Regions from separate parts of the Mus musculus genome. Here all the other regions are linked to region 1. A link is a loop called in an ENCODE intact Hi-C map of the cell type or tissue named here. Cell type or tissue: left cerebral cortex. All regions are shown on one strand. Each heading gives the region's core, and the rest is flanking DNA. Links, peaks and the distances in the headings are about the cores only.

What was found. A loop is a pair of places that touch in the nucleus more often than their neighbours do. Peaks named below come from ENCODE experiments on the same cell type or tissue, not always from the same donor. Only the 100,000 strongest peaks of a DNase experiment are listed, where the experiment ranks them.
Region 2: a loop joins it to region 1, with 6 times the contacts of the local background. A loop is called at or near these places in 4 of 42 quality-filtered maps.
Region 3: a loop joins it to region 1, with 2.8 times the contacts of the local background. A loop is called at or near these places in 4 of 42 quality-filtered maps.

What each region holds. Positions count from the first base shown.
Region 1 is chr3:159,027,002-159,035,456 of GRCm38, forward strand. No RefSeq gene overlaps it. Among named protein-coding and RNA genes, the nearest start is that of Gm20752, 45 kb to the right of the region's middle. In left cerebral cortex, for the core only: a CTCF peak has its summit at 4,821; DNase peaks (open chromatin) are centred at 3,166, 3,859, 4,748 and 7,983; H3K27ac peaks cover 4,208 bases.
Region 2 is chr3:158,907,204-158,915,658 of GRCm38, forward strand. No RefSeq gene overlaps it. Among named protein-coding and RNA genes, the nearest start is that of Gm20752, 160 kb to the right of the region's middle. In left cerebral cortex, for the core only: no CTCF peak of the experiment used is centred there; DNase peaks (open chromatin) are centred at 3,435 and 4,503; H3K27ac peaks cover 321 bases.
Region 3 is chr3:158,895,687-158,904,141 of GRCm38, forward strand. No RefSeq gene overlaps it. Among named protein-coding and RNA genes, the nearest start is that of Gm20752, 180 kb to the right of the region's middle. In left cerebral cortex, for the core only: no CTCF peak of the experiment used is centred there; DNase peaks (open chromatin) are centred at 3,723, 3,867 and 3,956.

The sequences.
Region 1 (8,455 bases), core at 91-8,090:
TCATGCTTTTGTACCCTACTGCTAGAGAAGAGGAAGGCAGAGACAGGAAGATACCTGCATATCATTGCCCTGCCACTGTAACTGAATCAATGAGTTTCAGGTTCATTGGGAGACCTTGACTCAAAAAATAAAGAAGCTGGGGAAAGACAACCTTTGCCCTTCCTGTGAATGCAAATACACTAGCTAGCAGAGCCCATGGCCACATATAAACAATATACACACCCAGAAATTCGTTCTAGATACTTTAAATATTAACTTATCTATTATTATTTGTTATTATTATTATTCATAGCAATCTTAAGGAGGTCAATATCCCCACATCATAGGTAGCAAAAAATTGGAGGCTCATAATAATAAGTTAATGCAATGAATGAGCACGGCTGAGGCCCCCATGTCTGTCTACTGCCACCCAAATGCTCACATTTCTCTCTGTCCACTCTGCAACCCAACAATTAACACATTAACACTCAATGTGCAGATCATGAAGAACTCAAAACCATGGAAAAGAAAGGATGATTTTACTAATGCATACATTCTAAGACAGTTATTTTAAAATAGTCAAATTTGAAACCTTTCTCAGTCATAAACATCTTAGATCTGAAAACTTTAGGAGACTGTCACTTTGGGGATTACTTCTGATATCTAAGAGACTGACATATGTGTGTTATTACTAGGACTCTGCTCTAGATTAAGAAGCAAGAGACTAAGATTTCCTAATACAAATTTATTTTGGTAAACTTAAAATTTCCAAATGCTTATAAAGCTTCACAAAAAAGAAATCTATCAAATGATGTTGATATAAGTAATGTCAGCATCCAAAGGAGATGAGTACATGAGCATACAGGCCCTTAATAAGTGTGAGGTTTCCACAGAAAAATGTGAAAAAGCGATTCTGAAATAGGAGCCAAGTCCGGCTCTTTTCTCACTATTGATTTGCTATATTCAGCATACATACTCTAGGAGGTGAGAATATTTAGTCTCAGTACCCTAGGGGCATTCATCTCATGTCATTAGCAACTTTCCAGGATGAAGAAAATATTCTTTCTCTATTCTCTCTCTCTCTCTCTCTCTCTCTCTCTCTCCCTCCCTCCCCCCCCCTCTCTCTCTCTCTCTCTCTCTCTCTGTGTGTGTAAAATGCATGCATATCTATGAGTATATAATGTGTTTGCATGTATGCTATAGCATGTATGTGGAGGTCAGAGGACCACCTGAATTTTACCTTTTCCTTGCCTTTTACCTTGAATCAGAAAGTTTGTTGTTTGTGTCTGCATAGAGCATGCTAGTTTGCCTGTGAGCACCTAAGGATTCTTCTGTCTCTGGCTTCTATCCCACTGTAGAAGTTATGGAATTTCTGATGTGCACTATCATGCCAGGCTTTACATGGGTTTTGAAGATTAGAACACAGGTCCCCACAATAGCATGACAAAGGTTATACTCACTGAAGTATCTCCTCTGCCCATCTTTTGTGTTGATGAGAAAGTAACTTTTGTTTCTAAATTTTTCTTTCATAAATTCATGTAACATCTCTCAACAGGCCATTAATTATTTTGTGAACTATAGTATTCACTTGATCAAGACATTAATAATTTCTTCTTCTGTGTACCTTCCTTGCCTTGCTTCCTGGGAAATAATCCATTTTGACTACAGAGAACTATTTAAAGAATATTCTTTTACTTTTTTTTTTTTACAAGAACACTGTAATTCTGAAATATCCTAGATTCTAAAACTAAAGCATTATTATAAAAACTCAATGTTCATTTGACACAAGTTCTCACCGTGTAATTCAGACTGGACTCAAGCTCACAATCTTCCTGTCTTCACCTCCTAAATTCTGAATTGCATATTTATACACATCATTAGGGCAAAAGCTAATAAGTCTCAATATATAGATGAACAAGAAGGAGGAGGGCGAAGAGGAGAATGAGAACAAACAACAACAACCACCCATGACTCAGTTGAGGATGAGATGGGATGGAACCAATGTTCCTTACACCCGGGCCTTGATCACATTTTATGGCTGTGCATTTCTATGTTGTGGGAGTTTGTATGCAGAACCTTCCTTTTTAGACATTTAAAGTCTCTTAAAGCTAAGGAATTATTTCTTTTTTGCTTTTGATCATGTGATATTCTCAAAGCAGTTATAGCCAAGAAACCAAAAAGGACAAAAAGGAGTAAGAATACAACTAGAGACTTGATGTGATTAACCCCTCCAAATTCCATATGGCAAGAAAATGTTGGGTTATGTTAGAGAGCCAGCTTGATAGAAAGACTGGGAAGTGATCACTATGTGTATAACAACAACAGCAAAACAAACAAACAAACTCCACAAAACTAATACTCATTAAAAAGGTTATTCTGTGGGACACATGGTAAAAGCCCCTGTCATCCTGACTTTTGCTTTGGCTAGATTTCTTACCTTTTTAATGTTTGGACAGAGAAAGATACAGGAGAAGTTCATTTTAAAACAAAACATTTTTCCCTCAATAATTGGCCTTCATAAAAGCAGAAAAATTTGTAAAAACATAAAACCATGTACTAAATTGAGTAGTGTAAATATTGAAACATTTTACAGTATAGCTTTGTGAAGCAAATAAATTAGTCCACTCCCTTGCCTGAATTCCACAGGAATATTTTTAATCAGTGGTGGGTTTCACATTGTAATATCAAAATCAGATTAAGAAGGCTACATATTTTAGATATAAGTAGACTTATATCTAAAGTTTACTCATTAACCTCCTTGATATTATTATATAGAGATTTAATTATCTATTGATGATATATTAAAACGATATGCTTTTGAGTGCATTGTTTTTATTTCTATAATGAGTATCTGATATTCAGTTTCTTAAACGAAGTCAATAAAGATAATATAAATATATGTTAAATATAAGTGTCTGATATTTGCAATGAGTAATAATGACCAATTAAATTCCAACTCAGGCAAATATACACATATTTATTTCCCTGCAGAGTTTACTATGCGTCCAGTTGGAACAAGAAGTTGACCGGGGCAGCCTGCAAGGCCCACACTATCTTGGAAAAAGAACATTGGCCATCCCATAGCAGTCAGGTCTATCTCTTCCCAGGCTACACACATAATTTGCATGAGTAGGTGGCTTAAGCCACTTAATCAACATGACTCATTTCCTCCCCAACATATGAATCAAAAAAGAATAGCACATGAACACACCCCCAGGTCTCAGTTGACTGATGCTGGTCTCCAGGAAGCACAAAGCAAACATTCTACTTCATTTCAGAGGAGGAATTTTTTTTTTCCTGATGGAAGTACTCTGCCTCTCCTAAAAACTGTTACAGTTCAGTTAATGGCCAAAATTCTGAAACTATTTGTTTTCTCAGAAATTGTTTTAGTGAAATAATGTGTTCCAAGTTGACAAATTTCCTTCACATGGTTACAATTTCACGTCTTAATGGTAAGAAATCTTAGGAATTATACTTTTGTATATACATATTTAATTTAAAAGTGTATAATATCATACTTGTCTACAAAGTTCTGTGATAACATGCCACATTCATCCTCCACTGCCCTCTAATTCTGTCTCCTTCCTACCTATTCCTCTTCTTTTCCCAATATTTCCCCTCTACTATTTATGCCCTTCTTTTCCTTTCTCTTTTCTCCTATTTTAGAATTCATCATTGAAGCAAAAAAACTGAACAATGGGAAGAATAAAGTGCGGCTTACGGGTCTCTTTTCTGCAGCTTGGATACTCAAAAAATGTGGTCCACTCTCAATAGTTTCTTCTCCTACCTCTTTTGTGCCTGGGTGTGATTTCTGTCTTTGCAAGCAAGCTAGAAATAGCCTCAGCTGTGCATGTGCTTGTGGGGGTGGAGAGAGAAAGAAGTGATGTGGAATAAAAAGCAATGGAGGCAGATGGGAGCAAATCGCCCCCACAATTCCTTGGGCTTAGAAGGTTGTACCAGGCACTGTAGATCTTGTGCTGACCATTTCAGTCTCCCCAATTCTGCTCATCATCTTGTAATTCACTGCCACAATCTCTACCCTTTTTTGAAAGCAAGTAGGAAACTGTTTTGGAGGAACTCTCATAGACATGGTGAGTGCTGTAAAGCACAATACCTACTGTAATTTCTCATATGCTGGTGATCTCCAGAAAAGCTCTTGATAAGTCAGCAACTTGTTCACATAGAAATCAGATTCATCATCAAGAAAATACATGGGATGTAATGAACACTGTTCATTGCTGTCAATGCTAAAAGCAGCGTCTCTGAAAGTGTCTCCCTCCCTCCCCACCCTTTTTCTTCCTTTCTTTTCTTTCTCTCCCCTTCATTTCTCCAGATCTCTCTTTATTTTCTTTCTTTCCTTTCTTCTCCCAACCTTCCCTCCCAACTCTCTCCTTCCCACTCTTTATTCCTTTATCTCTTCCTCCCTACTTCACTACTCCATTGGAAAGGCATTTCCCCACCTCCCTAGGGTCTTTTTCTCTGTAATTTTAGACTTTAATTTTTCTAGGATTGGATTGTTAACCATAAAGCACTATTTTTAAAATACTTTTCATCCTTAAGCATTCCATCTGAGTGAGTATAGGTGTGTGCATAGAAACCAAGAGTTTACCCCAGAACTTAAGGAGAGATGATCAGGAAGGTAATCTTACGACCACCACTGGTATCTGCTGTTTTAGAATTAAATTCCATTCAAAATACTGAACCTTGTGTAGGTGGAAAATGGATTGGGCAGCCAAAAGATTGAGTGACTCAGACACAGCAGCCAACTGTGAGGAATGGTTACCAAGCAACTGTCTCAAAGGCTTCCTGGCAGTTCCCTAGAGGATGCTTCCCTAGAGGATGCTGCCCCCTTTCTAGAGAACCCTTCTTTGCTCAAGCTGTAGTTTTTGACTGCAATGTATTTTTCCTTTTGTTTACTCAACCTGTATCCTCTGCCTATGACGCTCTAAGACTGCCTTGCCCTGATACATTCTGCACACGATGATGTTAGCCTCCTCTAAGTTCCAAAATTTCATCTACATTGTTTCATCATAAACTGTACCTAACCTATGCTAAAATCTCTTGATCACTTGAAGTAATTTTATATTTTAGATTCTCTCTAGAATCTAGAGTGTATTTTTATCACACTTATTTTTTAGTTATTTAGTATAACAATAAATCATGACTCATAGTTGAACTTGAACCATCTTATGTAAGTTTTGTTATATTACTTTAGATATGGCTATATGGTGTTAAAACAAAATAATCTGCAATAGAAAATTCTTGCTATTCATCACCTACCTCTCCTACCCTACCACCATTAAATCATGAAATTGGTGATGGGAGTCTCTTTAGTTTACACACTTATCACCTGGGATGGAAGGATCACTTGAGTCCTCAAGTTTGAGAAAACCCTGGAAAACAGAAAAATCCTTACCTCAAGAAACCAAAAACAAACAAATGAACAAAATCAATCAACCAACCAACCAAACCAATCAACCAATCAAACACATAAACAAACAAACAAACAAAAAACCCTGCATTTTCTTTCTAGCCTTTCTTATAATCTATTACTTCTTTGAGCAAATCAACACAAAAAATAATTGTGTAGCTATTTCTCAAATCACAAATTGGCCTTCATGTCACTAAATAGTGAATTAGCCTATAATGGGAAGAAGTAAAAATTTTTAAAAATATTTGTTTTGCTATGTATGATTTTTTTTTTCTAAAGTGCTATAATCTTAGAAAAACTGTAGGTGTGTTCAAAGACTAAAGCTAGTGAGTAACATCTTTTGGAGACAGAAGCACCCCAATCATTCTCTAGTTTGTGTTCTGCTTGGGTTTATGTGCCCATCATTTCTCTACTCAGCAGGTGCCAAGATAATGAGATCCATATGGAACAAATTACTCAGGGGTAATGGGATCTAGTTCTGACAGGAAGAGTTCAGGACACAGAACAGTGCTTTTACTGTGGGAAGAGGCATCGCATCAAGGTCTCATGTAGTCATAGCTTCAATCTCCTTAAAGTGAGAATGACTTTGAACTCCTCTTTCTTTCTCAACTCAAAAATGCTATGATCACAGCAACGTGCCACTATAGTGGCTCTCCTGAGAGTTTATTCTCAGGGCCCAGCCATTTGGTGACTCATTTTAAAACAAAATAAAACATCAAAACAAAACAAAAAGCATATCTCTTAAAGGTATCTTCTGAAGTACATCTAAAAATAAGCAAAAAGTAAATTAATAAATGACAATTTAAAGGATGTATTACTACTTCTAATGAAATATATTCTACTTGAGATTCCCTTTAAGTCCTTTTTGAGGAGTTTCCACATACTGTCTGCTCTTTAGAGAGAAAATAGAATAAGTTCCAGACCCTAAAGCATGATGTTTCAGCCCATTTCTGTTGTTATTCAAATAAAGCTTTTGGTAATTATCATAGTAAATATAAAGATAATCATGTGATTATTTTGTACTCCTTTATTTTTAAAACTCAATGTGAATTACAACTTCTCATTAAACACTGTTATATACTAAGAATCACATAGTGCTTTATGTATGTAGTCTTATTCATATTCATTATTATATGAGGCCTGACTGAGCTTGCGGGGGGGGGGGGGGAGATGATAGAAATAATGATGATGATTGATGTTGTTGTTGTTGTTGATGATGATGATGATAACACATGTTCCTGTATCTATTGACAGGTTCTTCACTCTTGAGGCAAATGATACTGACTTTGTTTTGCAGATCGGGTGAATGAGGCACTCTGAAGGCAACAGTCTGCTTGGTTTTATACAGCTCAGAAAATGCAAAATTAGATTCTGATTCCAAATCTTGTTGCAAAGGTACAAGCTCTTAACCAAAATGCCCTGCTGTCCTACAAATATCTTTTGCTGTGCTTTTTCATATGTTTGTCAGAATGGAACTGTGGACATGAAATGAGTTAGAAGTAGTATGTTGTTATTTATATGTTGGATCGAATCCACTCTTTCCTATGAAGGCATTGCTCATTTCAAGGGTCAACAAAACATTGTCAAATCCTGTAATTTTGTAGAGAAAGTTTGGCAGGATGGACGCAGCCATAGACATTTGTTATATATTATCTTGGCTAAATCTGGAAGAATCAAGCAGCTGCAACAGAGACTCATATAACTTGTAAAATCTGAGATATTTATTATCTGGTATTTTACAAGAAAATTTGGCAATTCTTAAATTACTAATAACTGATACACAACCTCATATTTCCTGTTTCTAAACTAACCCTTGCTGTCACTGATAGTCAATTGAAATGCAATCAATAAACAAATATGTGGACTATACTTGTGATTGAAAGGTGCTTGTTGTCACTGGTGGTGATTTAGACAGAGAAATGGAAGCAATGATAAGTCATTAATCAGAGCTGATGGAGCACCAGCTAACATAGAAGGACAGTTTTCTGTGGCCTGAATTTCTCCTCAAATTTGAAGTGAAAGCTCCTTTATTTTACAATAGAAATCACTTAGAAAATGTTTCTTCTTTCTGAGGACCCTACCATTCAATCTTGCAGGCCTTGCAGAACATTATAGCTTATGAAAAATCCAAATGAACTAAGTCTAATGAACTATCTACCTTCATATTGGAAGGTGCAGTATGAAAAGAGCTAACTGCAAGTCTCCAAGAAGCACTGTACAGCAAATGAAAAATTGGGGGTGGGGGTGTGCTCTTCATTCTGGAACATTCAGAAATTTTATTTCAACCTTAAATCTCATAATCTTGTTCTTAAATACCAAGCATAAAATTGCCATAGCACTCACTGTGTTCTTACCCTTGAGAGGGACATTCATTTCAAGCTTCTGATTTTGGTTTTATGTAGAGAGCATGTAGAGAACAATGACCGCTCAATTATCTGAAAGGAATACTGTGCATGTAGATTTCCAAGACACCCACACCCCAGAGATAACGCCAGGGAGCTAATCAAATGCTTTTCTGCCTGCACAACTGTGATACCCAAAGCTGCTAGGAGCATCATTTTTAGATATCCGTGGGAGGGATTCTTTTTGTAATTCCACATTTCTTCCACTCCCACCACATGTCTAGGCTTTGCCTTCCAGAGGCATTGCTACACTTTCAGAGATTTTCCTTTTTCTCCCCTACCTCGTCTTCCCTCCATACCATCCTCCTCACCTCTCTGCCAAGGACTGGGCTTCTGGGTTAAGTGGCCCTCTAGTGTTACAGTTGATGTTTTAAGAACTAGCAGAATTCTTGCCTGCCTATGGATCCAATTCCCCAACTGAGCTGCTTTGTCTGGCCTCAGTGGGAGGGGGTTGCCTAGTTCTGCAGTGATTTGATGTGGTAAGTTGGTACCCAGGAGGGCCTCCCCATTCTCAGAGGAGAAGAGAAGAGGGAATGGGGTGAGAGACTGTGAGGGGGACTGGGTGGAGAAAGGTTGTCTGAGATAAGGATGTATAGTGAATAAATAATTTTTAAAATTTATTTATTCATCTATAACCCAAGAT
Region 2 (8,455 bases), core at 90-8,089, 120 kb before region 1:
GGGTTATGAATTATATGTACATTTATGTGTACAGTGTGTATGCTTGGTGCCTGCAGAAGCCAAAAAAGGTGTTGACAGATGATTTTGTGCTATCATGTGGGTACTACAAACCAAACTAAAGTCTTTTCCAAATGCTCTCAACTGCAAAGTCGTATAAAATTGAATGTCCCAACACTGAAGAATTGGAAACAGAATTTCACAATAGTTATTACTTGTTGAAAAAACAAGTGAATGAAAGATAGTATTAGATAGGGATTGAATGCCATGCCTATAATTTAAATATTGGGAATTTTGAGTACTGTAAGTACTATAAGTATTGTTAATATATATGACTAATTCAAGACAATGCAGTTTTGGTATCATTTTCATATATGGACACAAAATATTTCAATTCTATTTCTCTATTATTATATGTACCTTCTTTTCCCTCATTCTGGGGTGGTGGTAGTAGTGGTTCATGCAGGTATCATATAGGGATGCACACTGCACAGAGATAAGAATGAAAACCTGGCACAGATTAACTTTAGGAGCCTGGATCAGACTTCGGTGAGTTTCAAAATAGATGGTTTATTCCCAATATATTTAAGCCCAGTATAATTTGAAAAATTATTCCTGCTGTAATAAAATCCATGTTTCACAAGAAAGTGTAATTACATTGAAACTCAACTCAGGGAATATAATTTCTTCCAAGAAAGTGGGATCTAGTGATACACTACCTGCACTAGGCTAAGAGGCTAAGGTGTCCATTATACAGATAGCATAGGGGTCCTTTTGGGCTACTAGCCAACTCTGTTCTTGCTGTGGGAGTATTGGAGTGTCTCTAGCTATACAGGCCATTTACAGGCCACTCCTGTCCTGACTGTAGGATCTTGATATGGCCTAACAGATAATGCAGATCACCAGGCTATTAACCACTTCCAATGTTCAGCTTCCTGTATGGAAGAACTGGTTATTTTCATCTTTCACAAAGAAGAATTCTGTGTACGTAACAGTCCTAGTTTCTCTCGAGATATCCAGATACAAGAACTTTCATGCTATGTTCCCAAAATCATCCCCTTCCTTTTCTCTAAAATATTTCCAGTTTCAAACAGAATGAGAACACTTATTGGGGTGAATCACATTTGTCCATTGAAAGATTAATTTTTAATTTTATTGGTGTGCATGTGTATGAAAGCAGTACCTGCAGAGGCCAAAAGAATTCATCATATCAGATTCCCTTGGAGTTGTAGGCTGCTCCTGTGGTGCTGGGAACTAAACTCCAGTCTTCTTCCAAGCACTCTTAACTTCTGAGTCAACTCTGTCAATTTAGAGAAAGAATGGAGAGATCTAGCCATCACTATTTTTGATTGTTTTGATGTAACCTCACTACTTGCTATTCTCAGTCTCTTGGCCTTTAGTTATAAAACAGTACTATTGACTCCAAGTGTCTCTTTGATGTTTGACTGGGTGGGTAGGTGGGAGAGCACCCTCATAGAGTTGGGGGGGGGGATGGGATAGTGGGTTTGCAGAGGGGAAACTGGGAAGGGGATAAAATTTGAAATATAAATAAATAAATAACCCATAAGAAAAAAAGCAAGTAGCAAGATAGTGGGAGTTTGATATGATAGGAAAGTGCAATTCATTCTACTGTGCAAATCTGATTAGAATTATCCAGTTACTGTAATCATTAGTGCTTTTCTGTACCAAGAAGGAAAGAAGATTGGCTACTAAAGAATACTATTCCAGGACAACAACAAGCCTTTCTTTCATTCAGAGAACAGAGGTATTGTGTATATATAGATTGCTATCTTGATCACCAACCCTGACAGCTGGTGCTGGTATCAGTGTCAGAGTTATTAAAAAAAAATGTGCAAAGCATGCAATCTTTTTTACCCCCAAGGCAAATTGCTAAATTTATTTTGTTGTGGTTGGTTTTTTTGCATATTATTTATTTATTTATTAGGTATTTTCTTCATTTACATTTCTAGTGCTATCCTAAAAATCCCCCATATCCCCCCCTCCCACTCCCCTACCCACCCACTCCAATCTTACCTCTGGGACAAGAACTAGGTTCTTTGAAAAGGCAGAGACAAGAAAAGACAAATCAGACTGAAGTATGCAAGATTGGGGTCTGGGCTGTGGGACAAGAAATGAGGTCTTTCCAGGGAAACTGGGATTATGGCATTGGAAACCAACATCTTTGTTGGGGTTGAGTACATACTAAGATCTAGTGGTAAATTTCCTAATCTGTGCCCCTCTGTCTCTGAAGCTTTGTACCCTTTTAAGAGCACTGATTGGAATCTTGAACTTGAATCTTCTTTGGGAGGAGGAATTGAACCATACCCAAACTATTTCTTTATTATAAAAAGAACAATTTTACCACAACATGGGTTATTTATCTTTTGAGACATGAGATCATGTCACCGAGGCTGGCTTCAAACTCAGTATATAATTAAAGGATAACCTTTGCCTCTTGATCCTCCTTCTTCCACCTTGCCAGTGCTAGGGCAACCTGTGTGAAACATTATATCTGTTTTGGAGGCTCAAGTTTTAAATCCTGATACCACATAAAGCACATGGAGGCCTTTTTATGGGAAAAATTTCAGTATATTAAAATGTAAAAGCTCCAATGGAAAGACACTTTTGCATTTCATTTTTGTTGTTCAATGTTCCCTATGAAATGGTAAGTTACCCTTAATTTTAAATGGCTAAACATGCAAGGGCACACTGGCTTTCAGGATTAGACACAGCTTTACTTCCTTTTTTACTACTTTTAGAATGTTCACAGTGGTCACTTGGCAGCAGGTGTCATCTAAATAGGTTTCAATATGACAGGAAGACAAAATTTACAAAAAAAAAATGTAATAAACTGTAAGTCTCAAGTTCTATCACTCCACACAGTTTCTGGCTATGGGATCTTCAATAGAGATTCTGACAACCATTGACTAAATAGGACTGGAATGCAGAAGAAACCAAACTATGATCTGTCTAAGTGGAGTGAACCTTTACTGCTCTTGAATTTGAGAAATCTACATGTGTTAACACCAGACAATTCTGTCTTTACAAATATGTTCTATTTCAAAAAGATGAAAAAAAAATCACAGGAAGTGGGATTAAAAGGTTGTGGGACTCTCAATTTCAGGGACAAACTACAAGGTTTGCTAATCAGAGGATTGATGTAAGTAATCCTCTGATTAGCAAACTTTCCAGGTTATTCAAACCCTAATGATAGGTAAAGAATGGACAATGGAAAGACTGCATAGAGTCCTATGAAGACTACATGTAAGTAATCCAAAATGCTATTTGGATCATAGAGTGGGAGAAAAATCATGAAGAGTTTGTGGTTTGAGAGAGATTCCAACAAGAATATAAAATTTTGGAAAAGATGCGGAAAGGCTTCAAGTATATCTAAAAGTGGTGTGGAACAGATTGTCTTTACTGACTGCAAACTGGATGATGTTCTGACATAAAATAGTACTGTGTGCATGTGCATTTGTTCGTGGCTTGAATAGTGACTGGTTTATGGATGATTTTGGTATGTTAGCTTATGGCATAAAACTGTGTTATAGTCGGAAGGTTACCAATGCATTCATATTGCCTGAACCCACATCTCAGTTAGTTGTGTGGCATTGTGCAATTCTAACGCATCATTTTGTAAAATGAAGGACACAATGGGGCCCATTTCTTATAGTGATTATAGAGGTGAAAACAATGTTTAGTCCAGTGATTGAAACACATATGGGAAAGCAAATGTGTTTGCTTTCATTTCTCTAGTGTTGTTTCTATGATTTACTTTTATAGTTTCTGCAACATGTAAGGCATACTTATTCAATACTTGCAAAATAGTTGTGTAACAAAGGGAGGCAACTTCCTGCTCCTGGAGCTGTAGAGAGCCTTAATAGTATAGCCTTGGGTCTGAGTAGAGTTCAGTGTCCCGAGGATACTCACACACACACAATCTCAGCAAGCATCATAGAATGACATTATTTTCCAGAAACAGTCCACAGGACCTGCTCTAAAATAGGAATTAAGCTTTAGTTCATTGTGACATGGCTGTCTATGCTGAGGGCTGTGGCAAAGTGCAATCAGGTGGCATTTATCTCAGTCCTATTATCTGGACTATGGCATTGTGTCACTGTGCCTTTCTTGCACTCTGATCTAGGATTAAGTGTAAGTCTTTATTGTGTCTGATAGAAGCATACTTGTGTATACACAAATGTTTCCCTTGTGACTGGAATATTAAACATCTTGGTGATTGATTAAATTATATATTTTAATATCAGAGATGGAAGTGTAGCTCAATAGTAGAGTCCTTGTCTGTCATGACCGAAGCACTGGGTTGTATGACCAACATAAGACAAAACAAAACAAAACAACAACAACAATAAAATCCAGGCTGAGTAGAGCACCAGAGATCTCTTGATACATCTTAGATAACAGTATTTAGCATGTACCAATCACTGTGTCAAATGATTTCTGCATTTCATTTCATTCATCCCCTTTAACCCATTTTTTTCTTTATCTCATAGAAGTTGAAATTAAGGTTTCATGGTAGAGTTAGAATTACAACGCAGACAGATGGGACTGTAGGAAGTTTAAAGCTAGTGACACTGCTAGAATGCCCACTGTGAAAATGAATTGCTTTCTGTTAGGATTATAATATATATTCCCACCAAAATATTTAGTCTCTCTTCCTTTAGGATCAGCACACATGTATGGTATACATAATACATATGCAATTGCTGTCTTTTATGAATGAGACTTGCAAACTGAAAACAATCCTAGGATTCAGTCATAGTTTGAATAGCCAATCTAAGTTGAACAATGTTTTCATACAAAAGCTGTCATTTATATTGACTGCTAGGATAGCCTGCTGTACATCTGTATGTGATTTATATCTTGATTTATTCCATGTGGCTATTAAACACCTTCTTCATATTTAGACCTTGATGATTTTTCAAAAATTCACATATAGTCCCAAGAATAAGAGAGAATATTAATAACATCAACAAAAAATAATGAAGATTTTTACCTACAGTTATTATTCACTGGGTTAAGAATACACTAAGTATTTTGTATGTTGCAATATTTAGGACGTCACTGGAGCTTATGGATAAGGAATGCAGCATGCATGAGATTAAACAAGTTTATATAAACAAGTCTATACAGGCAGTAGATGATAGAGTAAAGTTTCAATTTTAAGAAGGACTCCATTCAAAACCTCTATATGGGGCTGATAAAATGTCTCAGCAGATACAATACTTGTAAAAATGCAAGGACTGGACTTAGATCTTTTCATGTAAAGTCTGGGTAAGTAAAATAGCCCACATGTAATTGTAATGCCAAGAAGGTGAGAATGGGAAATCTCTGAGCAAGCTGGTTAGCTGTACTGGCCTAATCAAGAAATTCTGGATGCAACCAAGAGATCTTGCCAAATGAATGAAGTAGAAAGTGGTGGGACAAAATTCTTGGTGTCAACCACAGGCCTCTTACATGTATGTATGTACCCTTACATATGAGAACATGCACATATACATTTACTCATAGAAGGACATTTGCAACCCCTTCACAAAAATAACAAAGCTTACACACACACACACACACACACACACACACACACACACACACATTTTTTTCCTTTGGACTATCTTTTATCACAATAAAATTCAATGTCATACTATTTTGCTACTAATTCATATGCCTCAGTTTGAATATTTTGACAATAACCAGATGGATCACTCTGACTTCTTCTCCTCTGTGAGAGGTCCAAAAAAGGCATTTTATCTAGGGTCTTTTGCAATTAGAGCTAGATAAGGTTTTGGCGGAGAGATAATAGTGTAGATATTGCTGCTAGTAGGGCTCTAGAAAGCACAAATGCTCCTACATAGTTTCAAAATTCCTGAGCCGAAGTAGACAGGCTCTTTCTGACAACTAACAAAGGGTTGTTTTGATAATTGTCTCACAAATAAAATAATATGACTGTGTGAAAAATATTTTCTAAGTTGGAGGGTAAATGTGGTGTGTGTTTTAAGTAGTAGTTCATACATAGTTGATTCAGGTATTTATGGTTCATGGGATCCAGAATAGAATGGTTCTCCTCTAGAGAAAGTTACAATATGTGGGATCCTTCACTAACTGTGACTTGAAAGGACTGAGTGTTCCTAAGGTTCACTGCAATCCTACTGAAGCCTGCATCCATAGTCATAGAATCTAGAGACCATCACAGGCATCTCAAGGGAATGGTTGCCTCTGAATATACAGAACAGTCTTGTGAGCCTTTATTGCCACTGTTAAAATATACATAATTTCTAAAACATGTCTGTGTGTACATCTGAGTTTGCTGCAGCATTTAATTTTGGTATAGTCTGAGATCTCAGGTATGAGGCTATAAAGGAAGTAGCTAACGCCACTACTGTCAAACTATAGCAGTTATAAAATCTACCATAATTACTAATAATAAAATGTATGCAAGGGCAGTGAAAATTCTCAACTATAGCAATATCCTGAGCCTGGAACATAAGACTCAAACAATTGAAGAGGAAAATGACTGCAAATTAAAGAGGGGAAAGATAAAGTTAGAGAGATGGCTCAATGGTTAAGAGTACTCACTGGCTTCTTTTGAGGATGATCCCAGTTTTATTCCTGGCATCCACATAGGGGCTCACAACCATCTATAACTTCAGTTTCAGGATATCCAGCAACTCAGACTCGCCTACACAGGCACTTCACACATGTGGTGCAGAGACATACATATAGGCAAACATCAGCATATACAAAGTAAGTAAATCTTTAAAAAAACTTTATAGGGAAATGGTCACAAGATATTCCATAGAACAGATTGTGGTGTTTGCTTCTTTCATTTACAAATGGATCTTCTTTGTATAAGATAGCAGCAGACACCTAAGATATAATTAAAAATTAGGTGCAAGTAGGCAGTTTTTTAAAAGTCAACACTTTTTAACTAATGACTTCTGTTCAACATTATAATCTCAAGAAAAACTCAGTCAGCATTTATTATCTTTATGACAAATGCATGAGTATTTTGAAGAATCCAAGTGCTTGTTAGAAGGTATGGTGGCCTGTGTTTGAGCTTGTGGAAGCCAGAGGTTGACACTGGGTATCTTCCTCCATGTTTTTCCCATTTATTAATTGATTGATTTTTAATTGATTGCTGATTATTTGATTAATGATTGATAGCTAAATAGCTAGATAGCTAGATTGATTGATTGATTGATTGATTGATTGATTGATTGACACAGGACCTCTTAACTGAGCACATAGCTCACTGTTAGAGCTAGATTGTCTGACCAGTGAACCTCTGGAATCCACTTGTCCTGCCTCCCCTCCTCTGAACTGCTGTCATAGGCCAGAGTGCCTAGATTTTATTTTTATGGGGATGTTGGAGATGTGAACTAAGTTCCCCACTATTATTTAGCAAGTACTGTACCATTTCCATGGTCATGATCTAAAAACTTTAAGGAATGTTCTAAATCCATATAACAGAATAATTTATTTACTTCTGGTTTTTGTTTGCTATTTCTTATTAAGGGAAACTGAAGAAAAAGAACAAGAAAACAAAAAAACAAAAATTAAAAACAGATATGTACAAACACAAACAAGAATCACATTCTCCCAATGACTTTGTAGTATGCCAGGGCTTTTCTTTAACAGTTATGTTGAGAGAGGCTCAGAATACTCTCAGTTTCCAGGTCCATCCACTCACTGCTCAGCAGCGACAGGTCCGATTTCAAGAATCTGTTCCTGGTCTTCTGTGTCTGAATAAGCAGCATTGAAAGCCCATAAATGCATTTTCATTCTCTAGAGAAGGTAGCCCTCTGCTAGGATTCCACCCTCTGTTAGTTTGTATCCACCTTGTGCTCTGCATGAAAAGTTCAATATTTGAAGAGAACAAGCAGAGTATTTATGAAACTGTAGGAATGAGTGTTTCATTTGGAAGTGCTAACTGTGCCTTCCATGAACTTCTTTTAGAGGCATCTCCATGGGAAGCCAGTATAAATGCACCTATTATTTCTGTGAGTTGAGCTCCTAATTTACATCTGCTTTCCATTGGATAACTCTAGGAAATGAAGATCACAAAGTTTAAAAAGAAGAATACCTGTTTAATGTCCCATGCAGTCGGATTTTGTGTTTGTGCTTGCTCACAGCCAAAGCCTGAGGCAAGAAACAGAATGAGCAATTTAGCCAATCATTGGTTGTCTGAGTCCATTATGCAAATAGAAATAAAGCCCTCTATTAGTGTAAGAAAATAAGGCCTTCTCTACAGCCTTTCCTTGTTCAGATAGACTTATTTTAATGCCTGTCCTATAAAATAGGCTCCTTAAGGCAATCTGTAAAATTTAAGAAAGGAAGCCTGTTTTAAAGTTATTGACAAATAGAAATCTAGTGTTAAGGGTGTCATACAAAAATCTTGGTTGGATATAACAAATACCATTTTAAAGGTTTAGAGTATAAAGGA
Region 3 (8,455 bases), core at 90-8,089, 130 kb before region 1:
CAGATTTAGGATTGGTAAAGATCGTTTTCCAATCTGTTGATTGCCATTTTGTCTTATTGACAGTGTCCTTTGCCTTACAGAAGCTTTGCAATTTTATGAGGTCCCATTTGTCGATTGTACAAGCCATTGCTGTTCTGTTCAGGAATCTTTCCCCTGTGCCCATATCTCTGAGGCCCTTCCCCACTTTCTTCTCTATAAGTTTCAGTGTCTCTGGTTTCATGTGGAGTTCCTTGTTCTACTTAGACCTAGCTAGGAGATGGAAAGAACTCAGATATCCTTCAACAGAGGTATAGATACAGAAAATGTGGTACATTCACACAATGGAGTATTACTCAGCTATTAAAAATGATGAATTCATGAAATTCTTAGGCAAATGGATAGAACTAGTAAATATCATCCTTAGTGAGGTAACTCAATTGTGAAAGAAAACACATGGTATGCACTCACTGATAAGTGGATACTAGCCTAAATGCTCCAAATAACCAGGATACAATTCACAGACCACATGAAGCTCAACAAGAAGTAAGACCAAAGTATGGTAGCTTCAATCCTTCTTAGAAGGAGAACAAAATACTCACAGGAGCAAATATGGAGATAAAGTATAGAGCAGAGACTGTCCCACCTGGGGATTCATCCCATATACAATCACCAAACCCAGATACTATTGTGGATGCCAAGAAGTGCATGCTGAAAGGAGCCTGATATGGCACTCCCCTGAGAGGCCTTGCCAGAGCCTTACAAATACAGAGGTAGATGTTAGCAGCCAACCATTAGACTGAGCGTGGGTTCCCTAATAGAGAAATTAGAAAAGGGACTGAAGGAGTTGAAGGGGTTTGCCAACCCATAGGAAGAACAATATCAACCAACCAGACTCCCCAGAACTCCCAGGGACTCAGCAATCAACAAAGGAGTATACATAGCTCCAGCTGCATATTTAGCAGAGGATGGCCTTGTCATGCATCAGTGGAAGGAGAGGGCCTTGGTCCTATGAACGCTTGATAAATGCCCCAATGTAGGGAACTGGAGGGCAGGGAGGTCAGAGTGGGTGGGTGGGTGAAGAAACACCCTCATAGAAGCAGGGGGAGGCAGGATGTGATAGGGTGTTCCCTGGAGGGAGGGAAATTGGGAAAGGGGATAACACACACACACACACACACACACACACACACACACACACATATATATGAATTGGCCTAAGGAGTGGGATAATATGCTCTGGTTTACACATCGTGTTCTTCTGAAATGAGGTGTAGGATGGTTATGTGAAACCATGGTAGACCATGGTAGAAAACAAAAAACAAAAATCAAAAAAAAGTGGTATGATAAATTAACAATCCTGGGCTAAATCATTCCCACTGCAAGAACAAGCCTACTGGATAGAAATCTCTTGTGTTCTGAGACACCTTTCTGATCTTGTTTGTGCAGACTAAGTTCTCTCTTAATATGGTTTTCCCTGTAATAAAACATTAAAATAGAAGCTATCTTATATGATTAATCCATGATGTTTCCAATGTGTCTATATACCACCAAAAATGAGAATTAGCACATTTGTAGATCCTATGACATTCTAGGCACACTGTACTCAGGAATTTATCTACTCATAGCTTATATACAAATATGTACTTCTCATAACTTCCATAGAGGGCTGGTGAGATCAGTGGGTAAATGCCCTTGCAACACTAGCATGGTGATCTGACTTGGAGCCCCAGGACCTATGAAAAGGGTGGAAAAGGGCTAATTCCAAATAGTTGCCTTTTGATTTCCACATGCATATAATAGGATGTAAACCATCACACACACACACACACACACACACACACACACACACACACACACGAATACTCATAGCATGCACATATAATAATAATAAATTTTAAAATTTAAATTACAATAATAAATGCACATAGTTTACAAAATAGTAAGATCCTAGCTGTAATGGAGCACACATTGTCTGTTACTCACATGGAGAATTGGCTTTCCCTCCCTTTCTGCTCAATCTATAAACAGCTGTAATGAATGTGTGCTTATTCTTTCCTACAGAATGCTCTATTGCTAAAATTTTGTAAGCTTTTTAAAGGTTGAATTACAAATATTGGCATCTTATGTTTTGTCACATAACTGTTGTTATCTGTCCTCCATTTTATGATATTCCAATTCTCTACTGTATCTATTATGATTCCTTTTAGTCAAATTTACCAATCTTTCAAATTTAAAATGCTTCTTTCTTTTGAAAAATAAAGCAGCCCAATCCTGGAATCTATTTCTTTTTAATTTTTTTTAATTGATTACATATTTTTCTTTTTAAACATTTCCATTTGGATATTTATTATTTATATTTCAAATGTTATCCCCTGTCCTGAGCCTCCCCCCAGAAATTCCCTATCCCCTCCCCCTGCTTCTATGAGGTTGTTCCCCTACCCACCCACTCATTCCCACCTCCCTGCCCTCAAATCCCCTACACTGGGGCATCCATTCAGCCTTCACTAGACCAAGGGCTTCTCCTCCCATTGATGCCTGACAAGGCCTTCCTCTGCTCCATGGGTGGCTAGAGCTGTTGTTCCCTCCATCCATACTCCTTGGTTGGTGACTTAGTCCCTGGGAGCTCTGGAGGATATGGTTGGTTGATATTGTTGTTCTTTCTATGGGGTTGCAACCCCTTCATCTCCTTCCATCCTTTTTTTAACTCCCCCATTGAGGAACCCATGCTCAATCCAATGGTTGGCTGATAGCATCTGCATTTGTACTTGTCAGGATCTGGCAGAGCTCAAGAGACAGCTATATTAGGCTCCTTTCAGCAAGCACTTCTTGGCATCCACAATAGTGTCTGGGTTTGGTGACTGCATATGGGATGGGTCCCCAGGTGGGGCAATCTTTGTATGGCCTTTCCTTCAGTATTTGCTCTGCACTTTATCTCTATATTTGCTCCCGTGAGTATTTTGTTCTCCTTTCTAAGAAGGGCCGAAGCACCCACATTTTGGTCTTCTTCCTTCTTGACCTTCATGTAGTCTGCAAATTGTATCTTGTAAGTTGCTCAGAAAATTGGACATAGTATTACCCGAGGACCCAAATATGCCACTCCTGGGCACATACCCAAAAGATTCCTCAAACTATAACAAGGATGCATGCTGTACTATGTTCATCCAGCCTTATTTATAATGGCCAGAAACTGGAAAGAACCCATCTGTCCTTCAATAGAGAAATTGATACAGAAAATGTGGTACATTTACACAATTGAGTACTACTCAGCTATTAAAGACAATGGCTTCATGAAATTCTTAGGCAAGTGGATGGAACTAGAAAATATCATCCTGTGTGAGGATACCCAATCACAACAGAACATACATGGTGTGCACTCACTGATAAGTGGATATTAGCCCCAAAGCTCAGAATATCCAATCCTGGAATCATAGTAGCACTCTATCATTGTCCAATGCTTTGCTGTATTAGGCTTGCATCCACTGGAACAACAATTTTCAATTTACATATGAAGAATTTGGGGAGAGATAATTCTTACGCAGGTATGCAGTTAGAATTTGAACTGGAGTCTAGTTTCAGATTTGGTGTGGCATACTGCCCTCTATGATATCATTACAGCAATTGTACTGTGTGGAAATAAGACAGAGCTTGTGTGACTTGCAGGAGGTTGTTATCAAAGCTAAAGACATTAAACAAATTTCAGGATACCTTCTCCCATAGTTCCTCATTTTCCTTAGCTTGCCATTCTTTTCTAGGCCCAAATCCTGGTCTTATAATTCTGTTCCTATAAGCCCAGCTCTCCCTGCTGTGTTTTGAGAGTCCCTTTATTCTCTAATTACTTCTTGAGGGAACTGGCTTTTTGCATAGTCTGTACTTTACCCACAAAGTGAAAATTTATCTCTGAATTATGGATATAGGTTATATTTCTTTGAATTTATTACATGTTCTTATGTCTTAAACTGAATTTCTGTGCAGTTTTCACCTCTTAGAGCCCCATCTGCTGACCTTAAAATATTCTGCATTCAGTTCTATTTATAGCAGACTCTCTTACATTCAGCTTCATGATACAGTTTTTTTCATTGATTGGAATAAACAAGTCAAAATTTTCTTTCATCACCCTCTTTTCATCTTTCTTTGGACATTTTTAGTTCTTTGTCCATTTAATTAAACTCACAGCTGGCAAAATGGCTCAATTAATAAAGGTGTCTGTCTCTAAGCCAATGCCCTGAATTCAGTTCCTAGGTCCAGATGGTAGAATAGAACTGACTTTTGCATGCTATCTTCTGAGTTTCATCCATAGGATGTGGCAAATGAGCACCAAACACATCCATATGTAGGTAAAATGAGTGTAATTCATACTAAGCATGCATACAAATTAAGGACAATAACCACTTTTCTCTGCCATGCTGGTAAGGACATAACTACAGGTAGTCAATGAGAATTGGCCACAAGTTTTTTGAAAATAAATTACTATCTCTCACCCATGTGATATCTTTATGTTTTAGTAAAGCGAACTTAAGTCACTTCTGGATTTTTAGGAATTTCGTGATTCAACCTAAATTTTTTCTAAGTATTACCTTTATGCATAAAAATTATTCTTTCAATTTTGTCAATGTTATCTCCTTTTGCTCAAAATGTGCCTTTTCTCTATTGCCATCTACTGAAATTCTGCTTGTAATTCAAAGTCCAAGTTAGGAAGATAACATCTACCCCTAAATACTCTTCTGACCAGAACTGATCAATTTGGAGCATATATATTTTGAGAGCAATGCTACAACTTAGGTACTAGCTCTGATGCTGATAAGCTGGGAGCCTTCAGACTTGTCTCTTCATTGTATGCTGCCCAAGCATGAGTTATTATGAATGAAACATAGCCTAGTAGAATTGTGAAAACTATTCAAATATCGATATACTATCCCTTTCTTTTATACATGAAATTTGAGGCATTTTTTAAACTACAGTTTCAGACACATATCTCACTCTCATGCCTTCTTTTCATCTATTCACAACAGCCATTGGCTATGTGAGCATCCTTAATCCCTGTTGCAGGCATAAAAACAAAAATCCAGAGGTATCTTAAAGTACACATCATCTTTAGGATTGTGCTCTCTGAATGACCATTTATACCTTAGCAAAAGCATGATTTGTGTACTGACTAGTTTTGTGTCAACTTGACACACGCTGGAGTTATCACAGAGAAAGGAGCTTCAGTTGAGGAAATGCCTCCACAAGATCCAGCTGTAACATTTTCAACAGTTGGTGCTGGCACAACTGGTTGTTATCGTGTAGAAGAATGCGAATCGATCCATACTTATCTCCTTGTACTAAGGTCAAATCTAAGTGGATCAAGGAACTTCACATAAAACCAGAGACACTGAAACTTATAGAGGAGAAAGTGGGGAAAAGCCTTGAAGATATGGGCACAGGGGAAAAATTCCTGAACAGAACAGCAATGGCTTGTGCTGTAAGATCGAGAATTGACAAATGGGACCTAATGAAACTCCAAAGTTTCTGCAAGGCAAAAGACACCGTCAATAAGACAAAAGACCACCAACAAATTGGGAAAGGATCTTTACCTATCCTAAATCAGATAGGGGACTAATATCCAACATATATAAAGAACTCAAGAAGGTGGACTTCAGAAAATCAAATAACCCCATTAAAAAATGGGGCTCAGAACTGAACAAAGAATTCTCACTTGAGGAATACCGAATGGCAGAGAAGCACCTGAAAAAATGTTCGACATCCTTGATCATCAGGGAATTGCAAATCAAAACAACCCTGAGATTCCACCTCACACCAGTCAGAATGGCTAAGATCAAAATTCAGGTGACAGCAGATGCTGGCGTGGATGTGGAGAAAGAGGAACACTCCTCCATTGTTGGTGGGATTGCGGGCTTGTACAGCCACTCTGGAAATCAGTCTGGCGGTTCCTCAGAAAATTGGACATAGTACTACCGGAGGATCCAGCAATACCTCTCCTGGGCATATATCCAGAAGATGCCCCAACTGGTAAGAAGGACACATGCTCCACTATGTTCATAGCAGCCTTATTTATAATAGCCAGAAGATGGAAAGAACCCAGATGCCCCTCAACAGAGGAATAGATACAGAAAATGTGGTACATCTACACAATGGAGTACTACTCAGCTATTAAAAAGAATGAATTTATGAAATTCCTATGCAAATGGATGGACCTGGAGGGCATCATCCTGAGTGAGGTAACACATTCACAAAGGAACTCACACAATATGTACTCACTGATAAGTGGATATTAGCCCCAAACCTAGGATACCCAAGATATAAGATACAATTTGCTAAACACATGAAACTCAAGAAGAATGAAGACTGAAGTGTGGACACTATGCCCCTCCTTAGAATTGGGAACAAAACACCCATGGAAGGAGTTACAGAGACTTTGGAGTTTGGAGCTGAGATGAAAGGATGGACCATGTAGAGACTGCCATATCCAGGGATCCACCCCATAATCAGCATCCAAACGCTGACACCATTGCATATACTAGCAAGATTCTATCGAAAGGACCCAGATGTAGCTGTCTCTTGTGAGACTATGCTGGGGCCTAGCAAACACAGAAGTGGATGCTCATAGTCAGCTAATGGATGGATCACAGGGCTCCCAATGGAGGAGCTAGAGAAAGTACCCAAGGAGCTAAAGGAATCTGCAACCCTATAGGTGGAACAACATTATGAACTAACCAGTACCCCGGAGCTCTTGACTCTAGCTGCATATGTATCAAAAGATGGCCTAGTCGGCCATCACTGGAAAGAAAGGCCCATTGGACACGCAAACTTTATATGCCCCAGTACAGGGGAATGCCAGGGCCAAAAAGGGGGAGTGGGTGGGTAGGGGAGTGGGGGTGGGTGGGTATGGGGGACTTTTGGTATAGCATTGGAAATGTAAATGAGGTAAATACCTAATAAAAATGGGGAAAAAAAAGATCCAGCTGTAAGAAAATCCATTTTCTCAATTAGTGATCAAGGGGGAGAGCCCCTTGTGGGTGGTACCATCTCTGGACTGGTAGTCTTGGGTTCTATAAGAAAGCAAGTTGAGCAAGCCAGGGGAAGCAAGCCAGTAAAGAACATCCCTCCATGGCTTCTGCATCAGTTCCTGCTTTCTGACCTGCTTGAGTTCCAGTCCTGACTTCCTTTGGTGATGAACAGCAGTATGGAAGTGTAAGCTGGATAAACCCTTTCCTCCCCAACTTGCTTCTTGGTCATGATGTTAGTGCAGGAATAGAAACCCTGACTAAGACAATTTGTGTGTGAGCGAGTGTCTCCATATATATGAGAACATACATATGAAGAGAAAGAAGCATGATAACATGAAATGTCACAAGATAGTGACTTACAACATCTTCCCTTATTAACTACATTTCCACTGTGTTTATGGGGCATTGTCATCTTGCTGGATCAAATGACACATAATGTACCATCAAGAATAACAGCTGAAACCTAATGTGTCATTTGGAAACTTCAAATCTGATCTCAAAATGCAAAGGACATTTGATTACAAACCAAGGACAGGGTCACCTTTGCCCTCCTCTATGAGCAGGTAGCTATTGCATTTTCTAACTAATGGTACAAGATGTGTCTTTAGATAAAATTGCCTGTTGGTAGCATCACCCTCATTATATAATCTAGGCTGAGTTGATGTAAAGGGTGTAATTAAGCATTCCTACAAACTTTGTCTGTGCCTCTGTGGCAAAACAAATGCTCATCCCTTAGCTTTCTTTTCTTTGAATTATTAGAACACAGTTGGATGAAATTTCTGCTTGATGTATGCAATGTTGTTGTTAGGATTTGGATATTATAAACCTCTTATTGGGAGAATTTTAATGTTATTTATATAACAATGATTATTATATATTTAACTATAAGTGTTTTAGCTCTTATCCTGTATTATTTACTTTTAAAATGTAGAGTCTTATATTTGTTAAATGTTATACTAGTAAGATAATACATATCATATTTATATGACATTTATATATTAATACTTATACTTTTCAATGTAGGTGTATGCTTTATATACGTAGATGAAAGAAGAGACACATGATAGAGCCTCAATAATGTTATTTTCAACAAAATAAGCAAGAAGATAATAAACAATACGTATAATTTTTAATATAGAAACACAAATATAAATAAGCTCTCGTCTTAACATCTGAGAAATATTTATGTAGTATCTTAATAACAAAGATAATCTATTTTAAAATATTTCCCAAAAAAAGGTAGATGACTATTCTTAGCTGGGATCTGTTATAATTGTTAGCCTCTATACATAGCTATCCTCAGGAATCAGCAGCTTGGCTAACAAGGTAAGGAAAAGGGATAAAGAATATAGGAATGGCTCTATGATGGTACACCTGGTCAGCAAGATGGCCCTGGGGATCAAGAAGACAGAAGGAAAACCAAATGTGTTCCAAGAGGAGGTATTAATGGTAAGCAACTGCTGGGACAC